3 separate regions of the Mus musculus genome follow, and regions 2 and 3 are each linked to region 1. Evidence: chromatin loops called from intact Hi-C (ENCODE). Cell type or tissue: left cerebral cortex. All regions are shown on one strand.

What was found. Peaks named below come from ENCODE experiments on the same cell type or tissue, not always from the same donor. Only the 100,000 strongest peaks of a DNase experiment are listed, where the experiment ranks them.
Region 2: it touches region 1 in a loop (2.9-fold over the local background); 4 of 42 quality-filtered maps call a loop at or near these places.
Region 3: a loop joins it to region 1, with 2.7 times the contacts of the local background. A loop is called at or near these places in 2 of 42 quality-filtered maps.

The regions. Positions count from the first base shown.
Region 1 is chr6:30,400,223-30,408,222 of GRCm38, forward strand. Klhdc10 (kelch domain containing 10) reads left to right here and starts at 1,633. Exons shown (of 10, transcript NM_029742.3): 1 at 1,633-1,928. The coding sequence starts at 1,772. In left cerebral cortex, a CTCF peak has its summit at 3,416 (motif pointing right); DNase peaks (open chromatin) are centred at 348, 762, 1,560 and 3,442; H3K4me3 peaks cover 3,790 bases; H3K27ac peaks cover 3,269 bases.
Region 2 is chr6:30,893,630-30,901,629 of GRCm38, forward strand. It overlaps Copg2 (coatomer protein complex, subunit gamma 2), which reads right to left and starts at 3,165. Exons shown (of 24, transcript NM_017478.3): 1 at 3,032-3,165; 2 at 1,913-1,965; 3 at 1,218-1,298. The coding sequence starts at 3,068. Tsga13 (testis specific gene A13) reads right to left here. Exons shown (of 8, transcript NM_054073.2): 7 at 6,300-6,427; 8 at 3,352-3,614. The coding sequence ends at 3,445. It overlaps Gm38781 (a long non-coding RNA gene), which reads left to right. Exons shown (of 4, transcript XR_003956419.1): 4 at 1-160. In left cerebral cortex, CTCF peaks have their summits at 3,126 and 3,327; DNase peaks (open chromatin) are centred at 2,614 and 3,202; H3K4me3 peaks cover 1,709 bases; H3K27ac peaks cover 1,021 bases.
Region 3 is chr6:30,505,292-30,513,291 of GRCm38, forward strand. It overlaps Tmem209 (transmembrane protein 209), which reads right to left and starts at 4,492. Exons shown (of 15, transcript NM_178625.4): 1 at 4,394-4,492; 2 at 3,375-3,511; 3 at 3,163-3,221; 4 at 1,495-1,626; 5 at 442-683. The coding sequence starts at 4,396. Ssmem1 (serine-rich single-pass membrane protein 1) reads left to right here and starts at 6,995. Exons shown (of 3, transcript NM_029373.4): 1 at 6,995-7,251. The coding sequence starts at 7,069. In left cerebral cortex, no CTCF peak of the experiment used is centred here; a DNase peak (open chromatin) is centred at 4,492; H3K4me3 peaks cover 1,299 bases; H3K27ac peaks cover 1,555 bases.

The DNA of each region.
Region 1 (8,000 bases):
GCGTCTGATCCTGAATTTGGACTTACAGATGGTTGAGAGCTGCTCTGTAAGTCCTAGGAATCGAACCAAGGTCCTCTGGACGACCAGCCAGTGCTCTGCATACATCCTTCTAGCTCTTGGTGGTCCTGGGTTTGTTTGTTTGTTTGTTTGTTTTTGTTGTTGTTGAGTCTGGATTTTATGCCGCTAAGGTTGGCCTTGAACTTGTAATGTATCTATCTGAGTGGGGCTGGATTTGAATGCCTGATCTTTCTGCCACCATCCTCGGTTGGGGATTACAAGAGTGTGTCACCATGCTGAGTTTTATACTGTGGCAGGAGACTGTACCTTTGGTGCTAGACAAGTATTTTAAGCAACTGAGCTACCTTCATCCCCAGCTCCATGGGTTTTCTTTTTATCAGATGTCAAACATTTCAATAAACTGTATCATAATGCATAATGGATAAAAATACTTCTTTTCCTACAGAAACTGGGTGTGGAGACAAAAAACCAAAATTTCATGACGACATGAAATTTGCTCACTGAGATCAAAGGAGACTTCTGGTCTCAGCACTTTCTCCTTCTCCACCCCACTCCTTAAAAAAAAAAAAAATCCAACATGTGAGGTTCTCATGTGTGAAACATCAAGGGGGTCAGCAGTCCATCAGATTAGATCTTGAAAGGTTTTGTTTCCCTTGAGAAATTTATGTTTTTTTTCCTTATTTGGAAACAGCAATGTGTATCTGCATTTTCCCACTGTGCACTGCGCCTCCCCAACTTCAAAGCCAAATTTTCGGTTTAATTTTGAAACGATGGGAATTTCTGATATTTACATTTTAAAATCACATCGTCCGTTCCATTTTCTATCGTTAACTGTGTATATTGTAAGACAATTGAGGTGGATTGTTTGTGTGTGTGTGTGTGAGTAAAACATTTACTTGATCGTGTGTCATCTAAGAGAGTATCTTTTTCTATTGTTTTTTTCTTGGCAGGCATACACAAGCCGCGTGTTTAAATAAAGATCTTCACTGATGCCTGAAAGATTTTCTTATTGAAATTTTCACTTGTGTTTCTATGATTACTCTAATATCGAACAGTTTTCGGTATTTGCTAATCGGGTTTAAAGCTGTTTGCTCTTGACGTGGCTTTTGCAGGGGAAGGGTCCCGGCAGTGCCACCGTGAGACAAAACAAATGATGAAAGCCAGGAGTTTTTTAGATTTCATCTGACTCCTCCCCCTGCCCCCACCTCCCGTGAGCCCTTTGTGTGTGGCAACAGTCCGCAGACCGGGGCTCAGTTTGCAGAACTGCAGACAGATGTACCAACACCAAGTACATGCATTGTGTACCTATGATGTTTCTAAATGCAGTGCTTATGGGACAGAATTCCGGAGTATCGACCATGCTGAGGCAGCGACCCTGCTTGGGAGTCTCCTCTGGCGTAGCCTCCCCGCTCGGTCTTCGACTATCTGGTCTGAGCCCCCAGCATCCCGGAGAAGCGGGCGAGCTCCGGGAATCGATGCGCTCTCTGAGCGTCTGCTTACGCCTTTTCTCCCCCCATCTCTTTTAGCTATAGCTATGGTTACCACGTCTCTCCCCGCCTCCCTCCACCTGCCAAGAAAGAGACTGCCCATTGGTCCACTGTCACCAAGGCGGCCAGCCATTGGTTGCTGGAGAGCCCGGCGCTACCCCGGCCCCCGTCTCCCGGGTCTCTTGAGGAGCCCGGGAAGGAGGCTCGGCTCGCGCTGCCGGGGCAGGGGCTTGCCGGGACCGGGCTGCGGCAATCGTTAGCGGGCCATGTCGGCTGCCCAGGGCTGGGACCGGAACCGCCGGCGGGGAGGAGGCGCGGCCGGCGGGGCCAGCGGGGTTAGCGGGGCCGGCGCGGCCGGCGGGGGTCGGGGCACCGGACAGCTCAACCGATTCGTGCAGCTCTCGGGACGGCCGCACCTGCCAGGTGAGTGGTGGGGCCGCTGCCGGCGAGAAGGTGGCGGTCGCCGGGCTCTGCTGCCCCTCGGACACACAGCCGAGGGAGGACAGGGAAGCAGAGCAGCAGGAAGGTGGCGTTGAGGTCAGGAGGGGAACCGGAGCACGCCGAAGAGAAGTCTCGCTGTGTCGACAGCTCGGGGAGGAGAGTTGTATTTTCCTCCCGACCGAGAGGCCGCTGTCTCTTTGACATTCCCAAATGTTTCGCTTGCCCGGTTCTTAATCTTTTCCTCTTCCGCGGATGGATGTTGTGAAAGAAAGACATTGGTGTTTAACTGTGGAAAATTATTTCAAAAGGAGTGCCAAATTAAGGAGAGGAGAGCAATATAGAAGTGATTTTGTTTGAAAGGAAAAAAAAAAAGCCAACCAACTGTGTCAGAGTTGGATATTTTGAAATGGAATGAGCATGTGAAAGTGTGTGTGTGTATGTATGTATGTGTGTGTGTGTTGGCTAGGGAGTATATGGGAAAGAAAATAAAAAAGATTAAGGGAAATGGTTGAATCAGTAATATTTGGGGATGTACAGAGACAGAATGGGTAATGGTGACTAGATTTTAAAAGGGGGAAATGAAGATCATGAATATAAAGAAACGAAAGGATGTGATCCCGGTATCAAAACTGAAAATTGGAAAAATATACCTACTGCTAAAAATTTCATGGTCTTTGAGTTCACATGTTTTAAAAAAAACAAAACAAAGTCATGTAGGTATGTGTGTAAACAGTTGTAAAAAGCGTACGTTTACAAATTTTCAGTCTGTTAAAAGGTAGAGAATTAAATCATGCACAGAATGCTAAATCATTTTATTGGGCAGTCGTGTTTTTTTTTTTTTTTCACCGTGAAGAGAATTGTCAGGAATGATGTACTAGACCTTCGCCATGTTTTTTTGTGTATGTGTGACTAGTGTTAAGTTGATTGTATCAGTGGTATATTTGTTTAGATGTTTTGAGAACCTGATTGTTTCTGAATTGTGTTTACTATTGTGACTTGTTCTTCTAGGTGGTAAAAAAAATCAGTTGATTAATTTAAAGATAACAAAGGGGATTTTACTTATTCAGAGAGATAATTACTAATATTTGTGATATGGTTTTTGATGTGTGCCAGAAATGTTCATTAACCCATTTGTTCATGCCATTAAAATAAAATTGAGACATTTGTAAATAATCAAATATACCATAAATTGGATTTGAATAAACAGTATCAGACTGGTATTCTGGAATTGCTAAATATGTGATGTTTAACAAGAAAAAAGGAGACATTTTTTTTTGTTATCATCAGTTAACAACAAAACCCTAGGTTTTCTGCATTACTAAGCCTAGAAGATAAATCCCTTGGCAAGGACTATTCCCAGTTTGCTCTCTGCCTGCAATCTTTTAAGTCTTTGGTCATAGATTAATTATTACACCATGAACTTCATGTGGGCATTCTCAGGGTCCTGCAACATACTGGTGCAGTTCCTCTCTGCTACCACATGAGGGCAGGGTAAGCCATGATTTCAAATAAGGGTCTGAAGTATGGCGCTATTTCTGCATTCCCTTAGCACAGGAGGACAAGAACAGCCATTTGTCCAGAGGTGAAGATAAAACGTGCTTAAACTGTGAAAATTGGAGAAGTGGAGTTGTCAGTCTTCGTTCTGCTTCCTTTCTTCCAGGCTGGCATTCAGCTCCTTCTTCCCACACAGGCGGTCTCCATCTTTCCCTCGTTCTCAAAATTAGAAAATTCCCAATAGCTCAATAATATATGTTGATATAAATAATAAATTCTTTCATACTAATCCTTTGTTCTCCTAGGTACTGCATATTATAGCTCTTTACTCTATTTTGAAGTAATTCAGACTATTTTAAGTGGTAGTGAGGAATAGGAAGGAATGTGTAGGTCTGTTTTATGGCTGACGCTAGAGACCTATCTTTTCTTCCTCTTTTTTTTTCTTTTTGATTTTGTGTTTGTTTTTGTTTGTTTGGTTATTAATTTTTCATCTCTTTTGACTTCTATCCCTATTTTCCAATTCACCCTTCTTTACTAAGGCTTCCACATACTTGAAGAACCTTTTTTCTTCTTTCTAACATTTCTGTCTTGTGTCCAGTCCCTGTGAAACAAAGCAGTATAATATGGTGGTGTTCCTGGAGTGTCCTCATTGTCTTTCAGGGATAGTATCTTTTGAGAAAATGTAAAAGACAAAAATCTTACTATATAGCATGTAGACCAGCGTGGCTTCAAACTCAAAGGTATCTTCCAGGCTCTACTTCCTGTGCACTGGGGTTAAAGGCCTGTGCCTGGCTTTGGTGGTAGGACCTTTATCCATCTACTTATGGGAATCTGAAAGCTGGGTCTCCTTAAGCTCCCCACCAACTTCAGTTATAGTTAGCTACCTAGTCTTGTTCATTTTGTTTCCATTGTAACTAATTCTGTCACTGTCCTTTAGGGTCACTGCAGTAGCTTTCTAAGCAGACTTCCTACGTCTGCTAGAGCCTCCCATTCATATATCACTGATCTTTGAAAATACAAATCTTTTATTATCTCTGCTTATAGCCTTTTTCTTTTACCTTTTTTGTTTTTAACATAGGGTCTAACCTTGTCCAGGCTGGCCTTGAACCTTTCACCCTTCTGTGTCAGCTTCTAGAGTAGTGGCATACAGGCACATGACACTGTACCTAACCTTTCTTGCTGCTTCATTGCTCTCACAGTAAGGCTGAGACCCTTATCGTGTCCTAGATGGCCCTACACCAAGTGCCTTCTCGCCTTGGGTTGTCCTCCATTTTGTTCTGTGTTCTCTGCTTTGCTTCCCTCAGCACAGGAAGTCACTGCACACGGGCGTCTCTCCTGGAGGAACCCGTGTGCTTCCTCCTCTTATTTAACTTACCTTTCCTGGATCTCAGTTGTATTTTTTTCCATAAGAGCCTTCTTTCACCTTTCTGACAGCCCTTCTCCCTGTATCACTCATTTTTCCTAAGGTATATATAGCATTTGTGTAGGAATATTGTTGGGAAAGACGTACTCTATGTGTGTGTGTGTATGTGTGTGTGTATATATATATATATATATATATATGTTATATACACATAAACCATATCTGCATGCATGTACCACAATGTAATATATTAACAATTAGTGACTAGGGAGTGTAGAGAGGGCTCAGAAATCAAGAAGCTGCTCTTTCAGAGCAGGTTTTCATTCCCAGCACCCACAGAGTGACTTATAACCAACCATCTGCAACTCTGCTTCCAGGGCACCTGCTGTCCTTTGTCCTCCACAGGGATCAGGCGTATAGATGGTGTACAGACATCTAGGCAGGCAAAATATCTGAACACATAAAATTAAGATTTTTTTTTTTAGGTGGAGAAGTGGTGGTGCATACCATTAATTCCAACACTTGGGAGTCAGAGGCAGGTGAATCTCTGTGAGTTTGAGGCTAGCCCAGTCTATGAAGTGAGTTCTAGGACAACCAGGGCTACAGAGAGAAACCCTGTCTTGAAATTTTTTTCTTTTAATTTTAAAAAGATTAAATTAATGTATTGGCATTATATGTAAGATATTCATGTATAATGACTTGATTGCTGTACTTCAGTCCTGCATAGCCCCACTGGCTCTGGACAAACAGATAATATTGAGTCCTTAAAAGTATCACGTACTACTACATTAGGCATTGTATCAGCACAGTGTTTTTGAAATTTTGAATATTGCCTTGCTGTTCTGCTATCTTTTTTTATTTCTAAAATATATTTTTTTCTTTAAAAACAGAATTTTTTTTTTGTGTGTGTGTGCATATGCACTCATCCCCTATGTATGTGCCACAGTGTGTATGTGGGTGTCAGAGGACAACTTTTGGGAGTCAGGTTTCTTCTTCATTCTATTGCATGGTCCTAGGACTAGAACTTGGGTCATTAGATTTGGCAGCAAGCTCATTTACCTGCTAAGCCATCTTGCTGGCCCTTTTCTGCTATTTTCTAGGATACAGCAGTGATGCTATGTTTACCCCATAGGCTAAGAACATTTTTAGGTTAGCAATTAAAAGTCTTTATATACCTAGGGAAAATATAGGGAATGGAGCTGCCATTTTGTAGATTATGCATTTAGAGATAGAGCGCAGAGAGCAAGGGACTTGGGGGACAGAGTACAAGGTAGCATTACATTTAATATGTGAGTTTAATTAAGTAAATGTGCTAGTAGGAAAAAATAGTTAAACATTGTTGCTAACACAGATAATGACAAAGAGGAAGACATACTTAACAGTAAGCTGGGTGAAAAATCATTGTGAAATCTTAATTTAAAAGTTTTAAATAAATGTAAAGTTCAAGTGGTAGAAAAGAACATGTGTTAGTCACATATGGTAGTGTCTGAGATCGAAGCCTGAGGAGAAGAGGCAGGAAGGCCTGGTCTCCTCCACATCATAGCTGCATTTGAGTTGGAGGCCATCTTGGGCTACATGAAACCTTGTCGCAAAAAGCAATAAAACAAAACATAGAGAAGGCAGGTTTTCTTTCTGCCTTCATGAATATTGGCTTCTCTCCTTAATGATATATTTCTTGCCTGTTTTTTCCAGAAGGGGTGTGCATTGTGCCTCAGGTAGAGCTGTTGTATGTTTAGATATGCCATAAGGGTCCTGCCACAGTGATGCCTTGAGTTTCCCTATATGTCAGGAATTTCACACTTAGGGTCTTTATCTTGCAGGTAAATTCCTAGAAGCTCAGTTGCTAGGCCAAAGGCTACTCACTATTTAAATCTTGATAAAGTGTCAAATTGCCCTTTGTAAAGGTAGGGTCAGTTCATGGTCTGATGACAGTGTTAACCTGCTGGTGGCTTTTGCTTGGTTCCTTTATTGGAATACCAACCCCCTCCTCATCTTTGTAATAACTGCAGATGGAACCCAGGCTTTGTACATGATAGGCAAGCATGCTACCCAGAAGCTGTTCTCCCAGGCCAGAGTTTAGATTTGTTTGTGAGACTGGGTCTCACTCTGTAGCCCTGGCTGACTGGAACTCACTATATGACCAGACTGGCCTCAGACTCACAGAGATCTTCCTGCTTCTGTCTCCCGAGTACTGGGATTAAAACCTTGTACCACCTTGACCTACAAGCCCCTTGTTTTTGAGTTAGTGTTACTGTGTTGCCCATTCTGGCTGGGAATGTGTGGAAATCCTTCTGCTTCTGCTTCTCAAGTGCTGGGGTTACAAGAATGCGCATTATGCCTGGCTAAACTTTTACTTTCTATTTTTAAAAATGTATACATGTGTTTTCCTTGCATGTATGTGTCTATCTGTGTACCATGTGTATACTGGGTGCTCTCAGAGATCAGAAGAGAGCATCAGATTCCCTGGAACTGGAATTATTGATTGTGTTGTGAGCCACCATGTGGATTCTGGGAGTTGAACCCTGGTCCTCTGGAGAAGCAGAGCCAGTGCTCTTTTTTTTTTGTTGTTTGTTTGGTTTTTTGAGACAGGGTTTCTCTGTATATCCCTGGTTGTCCTGGAACTCTCTCTGTGGACCAGGCTGGCCTCAAACTCAGAAATCTGCCTGCCTCTGCCTCCAAAATATTGTGGTTTTATTTATTTATTTATTTTATTTTATTTTATTTTATTTTATTTTTTTCCGAGACAGGGTTTCTCTGTGTAGCCCTGGCTGTCCTGGAACTCACTTTGTAGACCAGGCTGGCCTCGAACTCAGAAATCCGTCTGCCTCTACCTCCCAAGTGCTGGGATTAAAGGCGTGTGCCACCACTGCCCGGCTTGCTCAGCCTTTTGAATCCTTAGTATTGGTGAGCTGGAGAGCTGGCTTAGTGAGCACTGCTTTTGCAGAGGTCTGTAGTTCAGTTCCCAGCACCCACATAGTGGTGCACAGCTGCCTGAAACTCCAGCTCTAGGAGATGTGTGCACATGCACGTACACATACACACACACTCTCTTAAAAAAGAAATAGGGGACTTGAGAGATGGCTCAGCAGTTAAGAGCACTGGCTGCTCTTCCAGAGATCCTGGGTTCAATTCCTAGCAACACATCAACTCATAACATAACCCTATGGGATCCAATGCCCTCTTCTGATAATACAGAC
Region 2 (8,000 bases), 490 kb after region 1:
ACTGCCACATACACTGATGTAAGCACACACAAAGTTAATAAGCAAAGGTAAAAAAGCTAAATGCTTTCTTAGAATTTAAGTTGGAAAGTATAACACATTTAGCATTACATATAAATAATCCAGATACACAATATATATAAAGGTATATATATAAATACCTATAGAGATACATATATTGTCTATGAAATAAAATTCTATTTTCTAAGGTTCTAAATGTTTTTGAGATTGTATTTACAGTTTGAGGCAAAAGCAAATAGGAAAATTAATAGCAATAATAGAACACAGAATTTTTTAAATATATGTTTTTGGTTTTGTCTGTTATAACTCTAGTACCTAGAACAGTTCATAAGACACAACAGGTATGCAGTAAAACTCACTGAGTTACAATGGAAAGTATTTCTGAATACAAATATGCCTAGCACTATGATAACTGTTTATAGCTAGTATTTCACTTAACTATAAAGCTTAAAACATTGGTATTATAACCTCATTTACATCATGAGGCACATAATGGTTAAATTACTTGTCTAGAATCATATTGACAGTATTAGTGTAATAACTGATACTAATATAAAACCTGAACATTAAGACAAAAATTTCAACATTTCACTATCATGCCAAATAAATAAGCAAAAAAAAATCTTGAAATATATTCTAACTTTACATTGTATTTTCAAAGGATCTCAAAATACATGCAAGCTGCTGTTGGCACAGCAGTTACAAACACTTGTTACTCTACAGAGGACCCAGGTTTGATTCCCAGAACCCACAGAGTGGTTCCAAGTAACTCTAGTCTCAGGTGACCTGATGCCCTCTTCTGACCTCTGTGAACCAAGAGCACACACATGGTGTGCACATACATACATGCAGGTAAAACATGCATACACATAAAATAAATAAATAAATCTTTTTAAAAAATACTAAAAATAAATACATGTAACAAGTATGTTCTAAGTAGTATTTGTTGAATTCAAATCAACATATCTATTGAAATGTACATGTTTAGTTGGTCTAATACCTCATGAATTTAAACAAGGAATATAGGCTCAGTCCTTGTATTAAAGAACTTTCACACATTATTGTTCTAATCACACACTGTGGATTTTCAAATTACATGATTTTCTTTTTTAAACAATTCTGCTTTTCAGTAAGTTCTTCACTGTAGGTTATATATTTCTATCTTAATACACAAATCGAAGGAAATCAGAATAGTTTACCTGGTTGAGTAAGTAAAGAATCTTTGTCAAGATATGCAAGCATCTTCTTGGATTGATGGGCGTTTCGTTGAATATGCGTGCCTACAGAAATATGCAAAACAGTATGCTGTATATTGTGTATGTTCTATCACAGAGGATATCAAATCATCTTTAGTAGCATTAACAATATGTTAGTACAATATCCAAGTAATGCAGGTTGTCTATGCTCTCAAGGTAGTATGACGTACAATAAATTACCAGACATTATCTGCTTTCCTGGCTATATTTTATTCCTTTAGGTTGACAACTTCAACTTTAAAGACTTGACCAGAGTCTCTGTCTACATATGAATGCCTCGAGTTTAATATCTGTAAGCTCTTCTAATAACCTTGCACTTACCACTCCTGACATGTCATTAAAATCCCCCAGCACACGACAGAGTCTATATGTCTGTACGTTTCTATAGTCCCAGCCTCTCCCTTGTCCTCTACTCCACAATCTCTGCACTGCTACACTCCGTTGTCACTTTTAATATAGAAATAAAAAAGGGATTTCTAGTTTTGATCAAATGTGGGGGAAGACCGATATTCAGACTGTCAGGTGGGTCTACGGTCCTTCACTGTTTTTTTGGCTGTCCTGACTTTTGTACTTCCTAGGTTCTTTGCCCATTATTCTCAAACAGAATTGATAAGGCACTGTACACATCCAAGCCATACCTCCTGCAAGACAGCACTCTTCTCCAAATGCTGGAAAGGATTGGAACCACTACCTATAGTATAAGAAAAAGAGAAGGTCTTCAATAGCTGGACTACAAAGACTTTTCTAAAGGAGGATATTGCATGCTTGGAAATCTCACCTAAACAGAATGATCCCTTGGAAGTCACAAGGACAACTATTACTAATATGCAAAGAAGTTGGATGAAGTAATTTTGATTCTGGTTCAAATTCTGTCATTGCCATACTGAGATATCTTGGACTTCTCCTGATATAGGAACCCTATCCAAAATGAGTGCCTTCATTCCCTGCTTCCCCCTCCCCCATCCCATGGATGTTAACAAATGTGTCGGTTTCCACCACCACCAAGAGTAATGAGATGACAGGACACTATGGATTTCCCTAAAAGCAAGCCCTATTTTATGTGTTTCACACATTTACTGAAGCAGAAAGGAACAGTTTCGCAGAGAGTCACAGATGTAAAGGCCATGCAGGATGAGGCCATGAAGGTCCACTAACCCAACCTTCCACCACACTTGTGAGAGCAGCTACCACTGAAGAGCTGAAGATTTTTTTTTTTTTTTTTGAAGAGGCTTGGCATCTTCCCCACTTGCACTGCACCACAGACAGGTATCAACACGCAAGTCACTTCTGGATGCCTGAGCATTCAATGAGCTGTGTCCCACCGGGCAGTCTTAACCCCTGGGAACAGGAGAATCAAGGCCCTTCAGAGTCCATAAACACGCAACCCTGGCCCGGTCGACCCCAGCTCCCAAAACAGGGGGTGCTCGCCCTGGGGCCTAACCCCACCAGCAACCCCAGGGTACCGAGACTTGCGCGCGCACCTCCTCGCCCCCCGACAGGGCCCCACGGAGGGCCGGCTCGGAGGGGCTCGATCGGGGGGCGGGCGCGGGGGGCGGGGACGCGCCGGGGCGGAGCCGCCGAGCGCTCGAGGCGACTCCCGGCCAGGAGCGCGCGGCCCGAGGGGAGGCCCCGGCGCCGGGGGAGGGGCTTCGGGCAGACCCCGCCGCTGCGGCCGCCCCCCAGAGCAGGTGGCTGCGGGCGAGGGAAGGGGGGAAACCCTTGCGCCTGAGAGTGGGCGTCCGGAGCGCCGCGCGTACCAGACTCCTCGTCCTTCTTGTCGAATTTTTTAATCATCTTGGACGGCTTCCCAGCGCCCAGACCCACCGCAACCGTCCCAGGCGCCGCAGCCGGCGAGCGGAAGACGCTGCAGGAAGGCAGGCCCTGGGTTCTCGCACCGGTTGGGCCGGCGGGCCGTCACTCGGGGCCAAGGCCCGCCCCCCTCGGGCCTCCGCGGCCGCCCTTGCCCCCTAGGGACGCAGGCACGCCCCCTGCTCCGCCCACTGCCGCACGGGGGCGTGGCCAGAATCTGCCCGGAGGCTCACCACGCCCCGCTTCACAAACTCTGCAAGCCAGGTCTGAGACAACAAACAGGGAACTTTATTTGGTTAGTGACTTCTCCAGGCCCCCTCAGTTCTTGGAGAGTGAGGAGTGGGGCTTTAAGTCTTTGTCTTCACCAAATGACAGCCGCATCTTTGACAATCCACTGCTGGGCCCTTCCATGGCGAAAGAAGCTCTCCCCTGGCACACTTCTTGTAGGCTTCTCTTCTAGGAGCTTTGAAAATGTCAGGGGTTCCCAAAATACTTGCGAAGTTGGTGTTTCACTCTCTGACTTCATGGAAACTACGACAAAGCATAGGACACGTTGAATGTGCGACTCTGAGAGCACTAGAAGCGTACTAAAAGGAAGGCGTGATGTGATCCATTTGAGGAGACCGAAAAGCTGGTCTTAATTTAACTTTCCAAGAGGGTAGATTTGGGGACTGCCATTCCCAACTTCTTATGATTCCTTCTTCACCCAAACCAGTGTAGTTTTCTTGGCTTTCACCATTTTCAAATGATTCAATCTGCATAACACTCAAGTAATTTAAGGGATACTCATGTGTCTCAGTGCTTTTCCAAATGTTTTCTCTTTTTTTTTTTTTTTTTTTGTCCTCGTCTCAGAGTATGAAAAACACGCTTTTAATGCCTTGGGCATCGAAGACATCACATTTCTAGAAGGTCTTTCCAGCTTCACCTGTTCTTAGGGCGTTGACTACTTTAAGATCTTAATGACAGTCCTTCCTCCGTTGAGGGCGTGGTTTGCCTCTTGGGCAACCTTCTAACCAAACTTGACAACTTCTACTCAGATCTCTCTCTCTCTCTCTCTCTCTCTCTCTCCCTCTCTCTCTCTCTCTCTCTCTCTCTCTCTCACACACACACACACACACACACACACACACACAAATGATAGGGCATCATTTGGGGGACAGAGATGTTAGCTTAGAAATGGCACCACTAGTAAAACACCCTGGCAGCTTTGTTATTGTTGAGGAAATGCACCATAACTGTCTGTTCATTTTAGGTACAAAAGTAAAGCACTCATATTTGGAGAGGGCATATGTAGTCGCCATAAATGACACTAGAGCTGAAGGCTGACATATTACTTTATACATGAAGATCTATCTCATCCTGACAGGGCTTAGAAAAGGTCCTACCTAGATTATGCTACATACCCTTAAGAAAAATTTCAAACTGGGCATGATAGCACACACGCTTTTAATCCCAGAAGGCAGATCTCTGAGTTCAAGACCAGCCTGGTCTACACAGCAAATTCCAGAACAGCCAGGGCTATACAGAGAAACCTTGTCTTGAAAAAACAAAAAGAAAAAGAAAAAATTCCCATCATATATAGATTCCGCTGAATAATGTGCCCAAACCTTAGTAATGGTGCCACTTAAAATGTTACTCCATCCCGATTAAAAATACTATGCTAGGGACTGGAGAGATGGCCCAGTAATTAAGAGAATTTATTGCTCTTGCAGAGGACCTGAGTTCAATTCCCAGCACTCACGTGGTGGCTGACAAACCATCAGTAACTCTAGTTCCAGGTGATCCGATGCCCTCTCCTCTGATCTCTGTGGGCGCCGTAAGTGGTAAGCGGATATACACACAAGCAAACCACTCATACATAAAATAAAATGAGTAAACCTAATTTTAAAATGTAAATACTATACTAATGATTCTAGCTACCTCATTTGACTTATATAAAGTCCGACCAATATTCATCATGTGAAATTTCTCATGAAAGAAATAGATGTTTCCTCTTCTACAATCTTTGGCTGAAAATGAAACAAGCTTTGGAGAAGAGGCCCTCTTCTCCCTTGGACTATAGCCATTAAGAGTTAGGTAAGGACAGGGACATGAAGCCTGGCGATTGCTCAAAACAGGTAATGTGAGAGGAACATGTGGAAGAGTGAATAAACTGGGGCTGAGGTGAGACTGAGCTCTTTTAAGCGAGATGGATCGCTCTGCTGCCTCAGCTGTTTCCCACATTGATCTAGGGGTTTTTTTGGTTTGATTGGTTTTTTTTTTCCCTCTCTTTAGATTGGTCTTAGTTGTATATGGGGAATCAAGGAGAAGCATAGGTAGGGATAGGATGGAAGGGGTAGCAATAGGAGGAACAGAGAAAAGGAAAGGAGCCAGTGGAAGGGTAGATATAACCTATACCGCTAGGAAATGACTGCCTTATGCTAAAGCGATGGCTGTGCAGTGTAAAGACCCATCAGTGTGTGTCTAAACTACAGTTGTGCATTTGACACCCTGGAACCCTTCAGTGAGGCCAACTACATAATGTAGAAAATCTAAGCCCATGTTTATATAATATACGAGGCCTTTCTTGGTCTAGCCTGTTGGTCCTTTGGTGTTTAGTAAGAGTCTAATGCAGAGGCCCCCATGGGTGTTATCAAATGAGACACACACTAGACCTTCTACATGTCCTGGTCCCAGCTCTCCCTTACCCCCGTCTCACGTCATCCCAGAGAGACTTGTGGGCCTCTGAGACTCACATACTTTTTATGGTGGTGATGTTTCAAGACACTATGTAAACCAGGATGGTCTCAAACTCCTGAGATCTGCCTGCCTCTGCCTCTCAAGGGCTGGGATTAAAGGCATGAGCCACTGCATTTAGCTTACAATGTACACACTTAAGCTTTGGCCCTTTAAAGCAATTTCCCACAAAATATGAAGGTTATGCACAGATAAACATTTCAACCTATATGTACCTAAATATCAAAATCATGTTGTCAGCAATTACGGTAGATTATAGCAAATTTAGTTTGAGGGGTGTTTGTTTGTTTGTTTGCTTTTAGCCTTGAGAATCTATCATTATGGCAAAAACTATCAAAGTGTTAGATGATACAGGGCAGGAAACCCTATACTTCTTGAACCTTCTTGAAATTTGAGTATTAAAATAGTCTAGCACCATCTTAACTTCCTTCTAGGAAAATTAGTGCCTGAACCTACCACAAAAGATACAGGAGACCTTACCATGTTTCTTTGTCTCTCTCTGGGAGGCTGGAGCAAAGATGAGGTTAGGATACATTTTTTTCTGTTTCCTTAAAGCATAGATTTCAGAATACTTCCCTTCGATGTTGAAATCATTGTCGGTAGAAAACCTTAACCAAAAAAGTATATACTTGGTTGGTCTAGGGCTGCAGGTGAGTGGCACCTAAAAGTCATCTATAGCCTCAGAGACCCCAAGGAAGAAGAAAGGACAATAACTAGAAAGTTGGGGTTGTTGGTTAAAAAAAAGATGGAGGGTAGGGTTTGAGAGCTTAACACACTGCAAACCTTGTAGCCAATTCCAAAATCCTGTCTTCTCAGTAGGAAATAAAAATCTCCTATGAATAGTTTCAAATAAAACCTTTTAATATTTGCTAAAATAAGTATTTGTTCCCATGAGTGCATGCATCTATCACACATGCACATATGTGTATGCAAGTGTAGAGGCCACATACATGTTTTGGGCGTCTTCCTCATATACTCTCCAGCTTTTTTTTTTTTTTTTTTTTTTTTTTTGAGATAGGGCTTCTCACTGACGCTGGGGTTTTCGAGACTGTCCGGCCCAGAATCTCCAAGAATCATTCTCTCTCCCGGTGCTGGCAGAAAGGGTTTGCACCGCACCACCTGGCTTTTTAACATGGATGCTGGAGATCAAACGTAGGTCCTCAAGTGTGCGCAGTGAGCAAGTTATTGAGTCATCTCCCCAGCTTTAAAAAGACCTCCTTTTTATTTGTATCCTCATAGCATTCGTTCCTCTGGTCCTTACCTCACACTTTTATTTTTCTATATCTTAAAAAATACAGACCCTTAGGGCTGGAGAGATTCAGCGGTTAAGAGCGCTTTTCCAGAGGTCCTGAGTTCAATTCCCAGCAACCACATGGTGGTTGGGAACCATCTATAATGGGGTCTGATGCCCTCTTCTGACATGCAGATGTACATGCAGACAGAGCACTCCTACATATAAAAACCAAAACAAAACATAAAAACAAAAATCACAGATCTTTAAATACATTTTCCTTCTCTCTTGAGATTATTGTCAGTGGAAAACTTTAGTTTTGCATAGCTGTGTTTCTTTTATTAGCATATAAGTGATGATATAGGACGTGTTTGGAAGCCATATCTTATATGGATTTTTTCTTATTTTTTATTGAAAAAATGTTTCAATAAAACATTTTCACACAAGCCAAGCAGTCGTAGTGTACACCTTTAATCCCAGCACTTGGGGAGCATATCTCTGAGTATGTGGCTATCCTGGTCTACAGTGTGAGTTCCAGGACAACCAAGGCTACACAGGAAAAAAACAAAACAAAAAAACTGTCTTTAAAAACCAAATTAAAAATAAAACATTTTCATACAAAAAATATATTTGAAAGTGATTTTCCTCCCCTAATTCTTCCCTGATCCCACACATCCAACTTTCTATTTTCTTTCCTTCTGTCTCCAAGAAAAGAATTAAAAACAAAAACCAAAAAACAAGAAACCCGCAAAAAACCCACAAAAATTAAAAGCAAGCTAGACATGCTAGTGCATGCTTTTAATCCAAGCACTCAGGAGGCAGAGGCAGGTGGATCTCTGTGAGTTCAAGGCCAGCCTGGTCTAAAGAATGACTTCCAGGTAGCCAGGGCTATACAGAGAAAGCATATCTCAAAACAAACAAACAAACAAAAAACAGAAATAATGAAAGAA
Region 3 (8,000 bases), 110 kb after region 1:
CCAGCGCTGATGTCACTAAGGAAAAGGATTTCTACCCATGACACAGCAAGTGTCCACACTGCAGAAGCAAGCCACATGAGGATCCCAGGTGTGAGCTCAGAGCATGTGCATGACAGAAGGGTTAAAATTCTACAAGAGAAAGTGAAGCCTTCACACAGACAGCTTGAAAAGGGAAAACATGCTTCGAAGACTCATATTACCCTTCAAGCCTGCTGAAACCAGCTGGTGACCACTATGCTTTACTACTCCCCAAAATGTTCATGGTTAAAGAACTCCTGACTGAGGGACAGGAAACTTGCTTTCTTTTCTGGCTCTTCATGGATGATTTAGACAATCAACTGTCCTTCAGTTTCCTCACCAACTAAATGCAAAGTCTGGACGATCTTAGTGCAATTCCCAATTCTGGAGTAGCAATACCAGGCAAACAGAAAGAGTCATTACCTTATTGTAGCCACTGACAGGCGAGTAAGTCACACCAGGGCTGTAAGAGCCAAGGCCTCCTGACGACAGGCCTTGCAGTTGAGGGCTATACCCAGTCATACAGCTGGTGGCAAACTTGGGACTGGTACTGGGTGAACGAGATGGGCTATAACTTAACACACTTTGACCTTGAATCGAAGGGGAAGGTGGAGATGGAGAGATTTGGGTTGCTGCCAAATCACGGGGAGGTGTAGTCTGCACAACTAGAAGGGAAAGAAAATAAATTATTACATAGTATTTATTTGCTTTCTTGTTTTTGTAGACTGGGTTTCTCTGTGTAGCCCTTACTGTCCTGGAACTCACTCTGTAGTTCAGGCTGACTTCAAACTCTTCCTGTCTCTGCCTCCCAAGTGCTGGGATCAAAGGCTATCAATATATATTTAAATTGAAACAAAAATTTAAAAATTAGGTTATGTTATGTAACTCAGGCTAGCCTTGACCTTAAACTCTTCCTGCCTCAGTCTCTTGAGTATAAATAAAATTATGAGAGCAGATTTAAGGGCTCAGCACAGTGGCACAAGCTTTTAATCCAAACACTCAGAAGGTAGAGGCAGGTGCATCTGAGGCCAGGCCAGCCTGGTATATATATATATTGAGTTCCAGGACAGCCAAGGCTAAAGAGACACCAAATAAATAAAAAAATTAAAATTTAGAACATAGGCAAGTTTTAAAAATATAAAATTAAAAACAAAATTAAGGAACTCAATCCCCCCCTGCCTCCCAAGGAGAAAAAAAACTGCAGGTTCTGGCTATAAAATCACAGGAAGCATTATTATACAATTAGAACTAACTGGCTGTTTACTACTTCTACAATGTTTAAAAGAGTAAAATATATTTGCACAATGTTATTTGATGTTCCACTCAATTCACAGAAATAACAATGATAATTGTATCAGAATTTCCTATAAACTGGCTTTATGTAATAGATGGCCTTCTAGCTCAGTCTATAAAAAGGGAAAATAGATAAAGGACTACCCCCTGCTCCCCCCAGCTCCCCTCCCCCACAATACTTACCAGCCTGTTTCAACCCTAACAGTGCTTGCTGTCCGGGGCTAACTACCAGACTTGTTGGTGCTACGGTATATTTGAAGTATCTCCAAAAATCAAACAAGGCATTAAGACTGAAGAGCGATGCAAGTGCGAGTTCTAGAAGAAACCGGTAACTTTATTATTAAGATATTCTCCTCACTTATTTGGGGGCATGTGGAGGTCAGAGGACAACTTGTTGGTTCTCTTTTTTCACCATGTCAGTTTTGGGGATCAAACTCAGGTCACAATGTCCGGTACCAAGTGCCATAATGGGTAAGTCACCTCTCCAGCTCCAATTTATTATTATTATTATTATAATAGATTTATTTATTTATTATATGTAAGTACACTGTAGCTGTCCCCAGACACTCCAGAAGAGGGTGTCAGATCTTGTTACAGATGGTTATGAGCCACCATGTGGTTGCTGGGATCTGAACTCAGGACCTTCAGAAGAGCAGTCGGTGCTCTTACTCACTGAGCCATCTCACCAGTCCCCAATTTATTATTTTAAAAGCAAAATGGTCCCAGTTTCATTTTGGTTGGGGAATAAAAATTGCTTCGTAGTTTAGCAAATTAACATCAAAAATTAAAAACTATTTTCTTCTTCCTCAAACCAGATACCACTTAATTAGAGTGGCAGATGCAGAGGATTTACTGGTGAGTTTTCAACTATTACTAATTCTTATAACTGCACAACACAATTCTTACTTTCATTTTAGTCACCAAGTGAGTGTTAGAGAGCCCCTAGCTTACTAGCGAGCCATGATTCTTACACCTAAAGATCCCAACTCCCTTCCTTTTCCATCTGCCACACCCACTCTAATAAGACTAGAAACAAACTCAAAGTTATTTTTATGTGTATGAGTGTTTTGATGACATGTATTGGACCTCCTAGAACTGGAGTTGATTGAGTCACCTTGGGGGTACCAGGAACCAAACCTGGTACTGTGCAAAAGTCATAGTGCTCTTAACCTCTGAGTCATCTCTCTATTCCTGGATGATAGAAACCCCTTCACCCCAAGACAGGCTTTCTCTGTATAGACCAGGCTGACTTTAAACTCAGAGATCTATCTGCCTCTGCCTCCTGAACGCTGTGATTAAAGGTGTGTGCTACCACTTCCAGGCTCTCCAGGGCTCTTTATATCCCAAGGATGACTCTGATGTAATCCTGAAGCAGAGGGTTTTCAGGTGTGGCAAAGGTGAACCTTACCCCCCTCCCATGCTTTATTTTTCGTGGTAGGACTCCTAACTTCCCAACTCGGTATTGTTTATAGCTTTGACCTTAGAGAGGTGGTCTCAGGTGCCAGGCTGGCCTCCATGTCTGATTCCTTCTCCCTCCCAAGTACCGGGACTAGATATTCTGCCATACCTGGCTTCTATTTTGGTGTGTTTTTGTTGTTGTTTGTTTTTGAGACAGGGTTCTGCAATTTATCCCAGGCTGGCCTCAGACTTGAAGTAATCCTTCTGACTCAGCCTCCTACTAGAATGTTCTTTCCATAAAAGGGGTTACCTCGTTCCTTCACTAGACTCATGACTTTGGGAAACTGAGTAAGAACTCATTTGTCTGAATAAAAGAATGAATACTAAGCTGAATTAAATTTACAAGCAAGTTTTCATATGTAGTAAATCTAAATTATAGTGGAAATTACTTACCGATATACCAGAGGGGCCAGTATGTCACATTATAATATGTACTGATTAACTTTCCAGTCCTGAAAAGATTAGAAAGGCTTTCCAGTTATTTAAATAAATAAATAACACGCCCACCACAAACCAACCAAACACTTAAAACCAAAACAAATATAAAAAGCCACAGTGCCAGCCAACAATAGTTAAAATTTTCACTTATGGGCTGATTAACTTACATTTCAGTATATATCATTCCAGCCATGGATACATTTAGGAGTCCCCAAGCTAAAACCACTTTCCTAGTTTCTGTTTCTTTTCTCATCTTGATGGTTCTGTCAATAAGGGAAGGATTGGGGCTTACGTCTCCTTGCATCTATTCAAAGGCAAAACAAAAAACAAAAAAACAAAACAGCCTGAAATGAAAAGAAACTACTCTTAAGAAATCAAAAATGTCTGTTGTAAAGTAACTGCTCCCCCCCCCAACTTTTCTCTTCTTTAAAATTTCTCCCCAACTTTCCCCTTTAATATTAGTATATGAAACTTTAATATTAGTATACACAACCCTGAAATATCTTCTTAGGTACCACAGAAAAATCAGCAGGGAACTTGCTGGTTATTTCAGAGAAGCTAATGGTTCCAATAAATTAAAATGTTTTGCTACATAATGTAATGGTTTGTTATTAAGTTCGCAAAGAGTTCTTTTGTCTCTGCTTCGAGTTACTACATCTAGATGAAGAGACACCAGATATCAACTTTTGTCATTACTGTGTCAGACCCTAACCTTGACCATGGAGTGATACAGGCTTAGCATCTCCTTTTGGTGATGAAATTGTAAAGCTTTTCTCACGGGGTGGACGGGTACTATTCACGTGAAGAGTCAAGAGAGAGACGGGAACGGGAACACGTGCGTTCAGTTTGGGTTACTAAAACTGTCATCTCCTTTGTCTCGCTAGGCTCAGCTCTGCAATCACTGAGAGGGCAGCTCCCGGGAGTCATATTCTAGAGCACATTAGCATCCTTCCCGCCTTCCTGCCCCGCGCCAAAACTCTCCTCGGAGAGCTTCCCTCCCTGGCTACCTCAGTACGAGCTTTATAATTATCCTTCATGTGTCTTTCTTCCCTTGCACTACAAGTGGCAAGATTCCTAGCTACATCATCCCCTGGCTGAACCTCAGGCACAACTTTAGGTTTGGAACTCTGAGGGAACAGCACGGACTCCATGTCCAGGAAGCACAAGACAACCCCCCCAAACGCACCATGTTCTTCAGCAGGAAGCCGTGGACTCGCGCCACTCCCTACTGCACATGCGCAGAGGCAAGACTAAGGCGGCGGCGGCGGGCAAGCCGGGCTACAGTTACCGGAAGAACCGGGCCCTCTCTTCTCGCGAGAGGGAGAGGGGTGGGGCAGAAGGACCCGAGCCGCGATCGTTGCCAGGGGAACGCCCTCGGATTTGTGCCTCCTACTTAGCTGCAGGAAAAGGCTGAGCTGCAAAATTCAGACCAGATTCTGAACACTTAGTAAAAAGTAATGATTGTAGCAAGCTGAAGTTTGGATATTACTAATTGTAGCTTTATCTAGGGCCCCCTACGGCTAATTGGTAGGATACAAGCATGCCTGATGTGTTAGACACACTCAGCAATGACAAAGCATTTTTCCTCTTTTGAAGTGTTTTCTCCCTCAATTGGTTTGACCCAATGTAAATTCTCAAATATCCACCTTATGAGGATGCAGCATTAGGAAGAAAAACTGGAACGTTCTATTGAAGTTAGTGGTGGTTTTGGGGTTAAAAACAAACAAACAAACAAAACCCCACCTTTGCCCTGAATGTTCTTTGAAAGAACTGAGAAAAGAGTCACCAGGGAGGTGAGTGGTTTTCCTTAGTAGCTAGTGCAAGTTCTGACAATACGCCATGTGTGGAGTACGAGGCAGGGATGGGGGCTTGGCTTCCTGGCTATTGTTCTAAAGAGCTTTGCCTGTGTCCTGCAGGTGAGGACAGGGAAGCAAGTCCAACTCTGGAAGAGCTTTCTTGGGAGTGGCAGCACTGGCCCAACTAGTGGCCAGCGTAGCCAGTGCCTGGAGAAGTGTGCCAGCCAGGCCTTGGTACATACATGCCTTTAATCCCAGCAATCGAGAGGCGGGGGCAAGTGCCTCTGGAGTTCCAAAGCTAGCCATAATGACATTGTCTCAAGATAGTAACTAAATATCAAGATTAAACAGAAGAAAATGAAGTTTCATTGTGGTAGTGCATAGTGTATGCTCTTAAAGAGCTAATAGGTTTTTAGGTTTTTTTTAAAATCATGTTTATATTGTCTTAGTACAATGTTTGGATCTGGACATAGATTTGGAGATGAACTAACTTGACAATTGTTCCAAGAGAACAGGTTCAATTCTGTCAGTATACAGTCAAATCCAAAATGACAGCTCATTTCTCCACATGTAAGTCTATCTAAAAAGGCCCAAAGATTTATTTATTATTGTACATAAGTACAATGTAGCTGTCTTCTGACACACCAGGAGAGGACGTCGGATCTCAGTATAGGTGGTTGTGAGCCACCATGCAGTTGCTGGGATTTGAACTTAGGACCCTCAGAAGAGTAGTCAGTGCTCCTACTTGCTGAGCCATCTCACCAGCCCTTGGTGTGGTTTCTCTCTGTCTCTCTGTCTCTCTGTCTTTCTGTCTCTCCCTCCCTCTCCCTCTCCCTCTCTCTCCCGCTCCCTCCCTCTCTATCTCTTGCTCTTTTTTTGTTTTTTTTCGAGGCAGAGTTTCTCTGTATAGCCCAGGCTGTCCTGGAACTCACTTTTAGACCAGGTTGGCCTCGAACACAGAAATCCTCCTGCCTCTGCCTCCCGAGTGCTGGGATCAAAGGCGTGCGCTACCACGCCCGGCTCTATCTCTTTCTCTTAATGTAACCCATAAACTAATGTGTATTTCTTCCGGGGCTTAAAAAACACTTGCCACACTGAAGTTGATAGTTACCATTATGTATTATTAGAGTTATCATAACCAAATATCCCAGAACACCAGTGCCTCCTTCAAAAGAAAAAGTTAGGCAGTACTTTAAAAAAAACCCCAAAACACCAGACTTTGTTCCCACACAGGGTTTGGGAAGATGGAATCTAAGACCAGAATGTGAGGAGGGCTGGTTTCTTCTGAGACAGGTGGTGTTGGCTTGTCTATGTGGCTTCATCTTATTCTCTCTGGTGGCCTTTCCCCTGGGTTGGTGAATTCTTGGTGTCCTTTCATCTTCCTTGAGACTACAGTAAGATTAAGGCTCCATCCTCATGGCCTGATTGAACCATCTTTGAGCTCTTGAGGAATTTTCTAAAGAGACATTTATTTTGTGTGTGGTTGTGCCTACATGTGAGTGCACATGTGCCATACTGAGGGTGTGGAGTCAATATTCTGCTTCCACCTCGTGGGCCCCAAGGATCGAATGCAGGCCGCATGCCTTGGCATCATACGCCTTTACCTACTGCTCTCTCTCTTCAATACTCTTTTCTGGCCTTATCTCCAAATACAAGATGGGACTGAAGGTGTCAACATTAAAGTTTAGGGAACACTCAGTGTGGTCTGGAAGGCACTAGAACTGTGTGTGTTAATTTACAATGGTGTGGTACACATTGAAAAAGAGAGAGAGACTGGTGAAAACCAAGACCTTGAACACTTAAAGAGATGGCAGTAAAGGATAAGGACATTTCAACCTCGGTCGCAGAAGGAAGTATATTGAGAAATACCATCAACTCTCTTAGAGGTCCTCTAGATAGATCTGCCCATCTAAGGCATCTAAGAACATGTATCAGTACCTGCAACAGTAGCTTAAGTCTATGTCATAATTGGTTGCCAGGGAAGTTGTCCTAGGTCACGGAGGGAAATCGTTCCCGGTCACCTTCATCCCTTTGAGCATGTTTATTTTCTAAGCAAGAAGCTATCATGGGACACCTTTTGTCTTTATTTTGGGAGGTGGATCCCCCTCCCATACCTCTCGGTTTCACCATGCCCAGTCAGGATGCCGAGTGCCGGAAGGATGACTCTTGCGGGACAATAGGAAGTTTCCTGCTTTGGTACTTCATCATCATACTGATCCTCATGTTCTTCTCTCGCGCTTCCGTCTGGGTAGGGAATCCTTTTCGGTCTAAATCACATCTCTATGGGGTCTTTCATTAACTGCATTGTCTGTAGTTTGATGTATTTTAAGGTTTTTATTTTGTTTAATAAGTGAGATAGTCCTTAGGCATGTTGGTGGCCCACGCCTTTGATGTGAGCACTGGTGAGGCAGAGGCAGGCTGGTCTCTGGGAGTTTGGTCCAGCCTGGTCTACAGAGTGAGTTCTAGGACAGTCAGGGCTACACTGAGAAACTCTGTCTTGAAAAACAACACAAACAAATATGGCGCAATCCCATGCTAGAGAATCTAAAGCTGTTGAAAGGGATAAAGAACAGGAAAACCACTCTACTCCTGTAGAGATAAACACTGTGAAGTTTGTGACTCTTTCCCTGCTTTTTCTCAGTAGTCTGCCTTTGTCTTTGTTTGGTCTAGCTTCTATTGTATGTATTTTCATATCTTGACGTTTAAACTTAGATATTTTGTGAACGCTTCCGCATGCTATAGTCACTCTACAGCACTTCTTTTTTTTAAAAAAAAGATTTATTTATTTATTTATTTATTTATTTATGTAAGTATACTATAGCTGTCTTCAGACACCTCAGAAGAAAGCATCAGATATCATTACAGATGGTTGTGAGCCACCATGTGGTTGCTGAAAATTGAACTCAGGACCTCTGGAAGAGCAGTCAGTGCTCTTAACCACTGAGCCATCTCTCCATCCCTCTACAGCACTTTCTATTCTATAATTTTTCTGTCTTG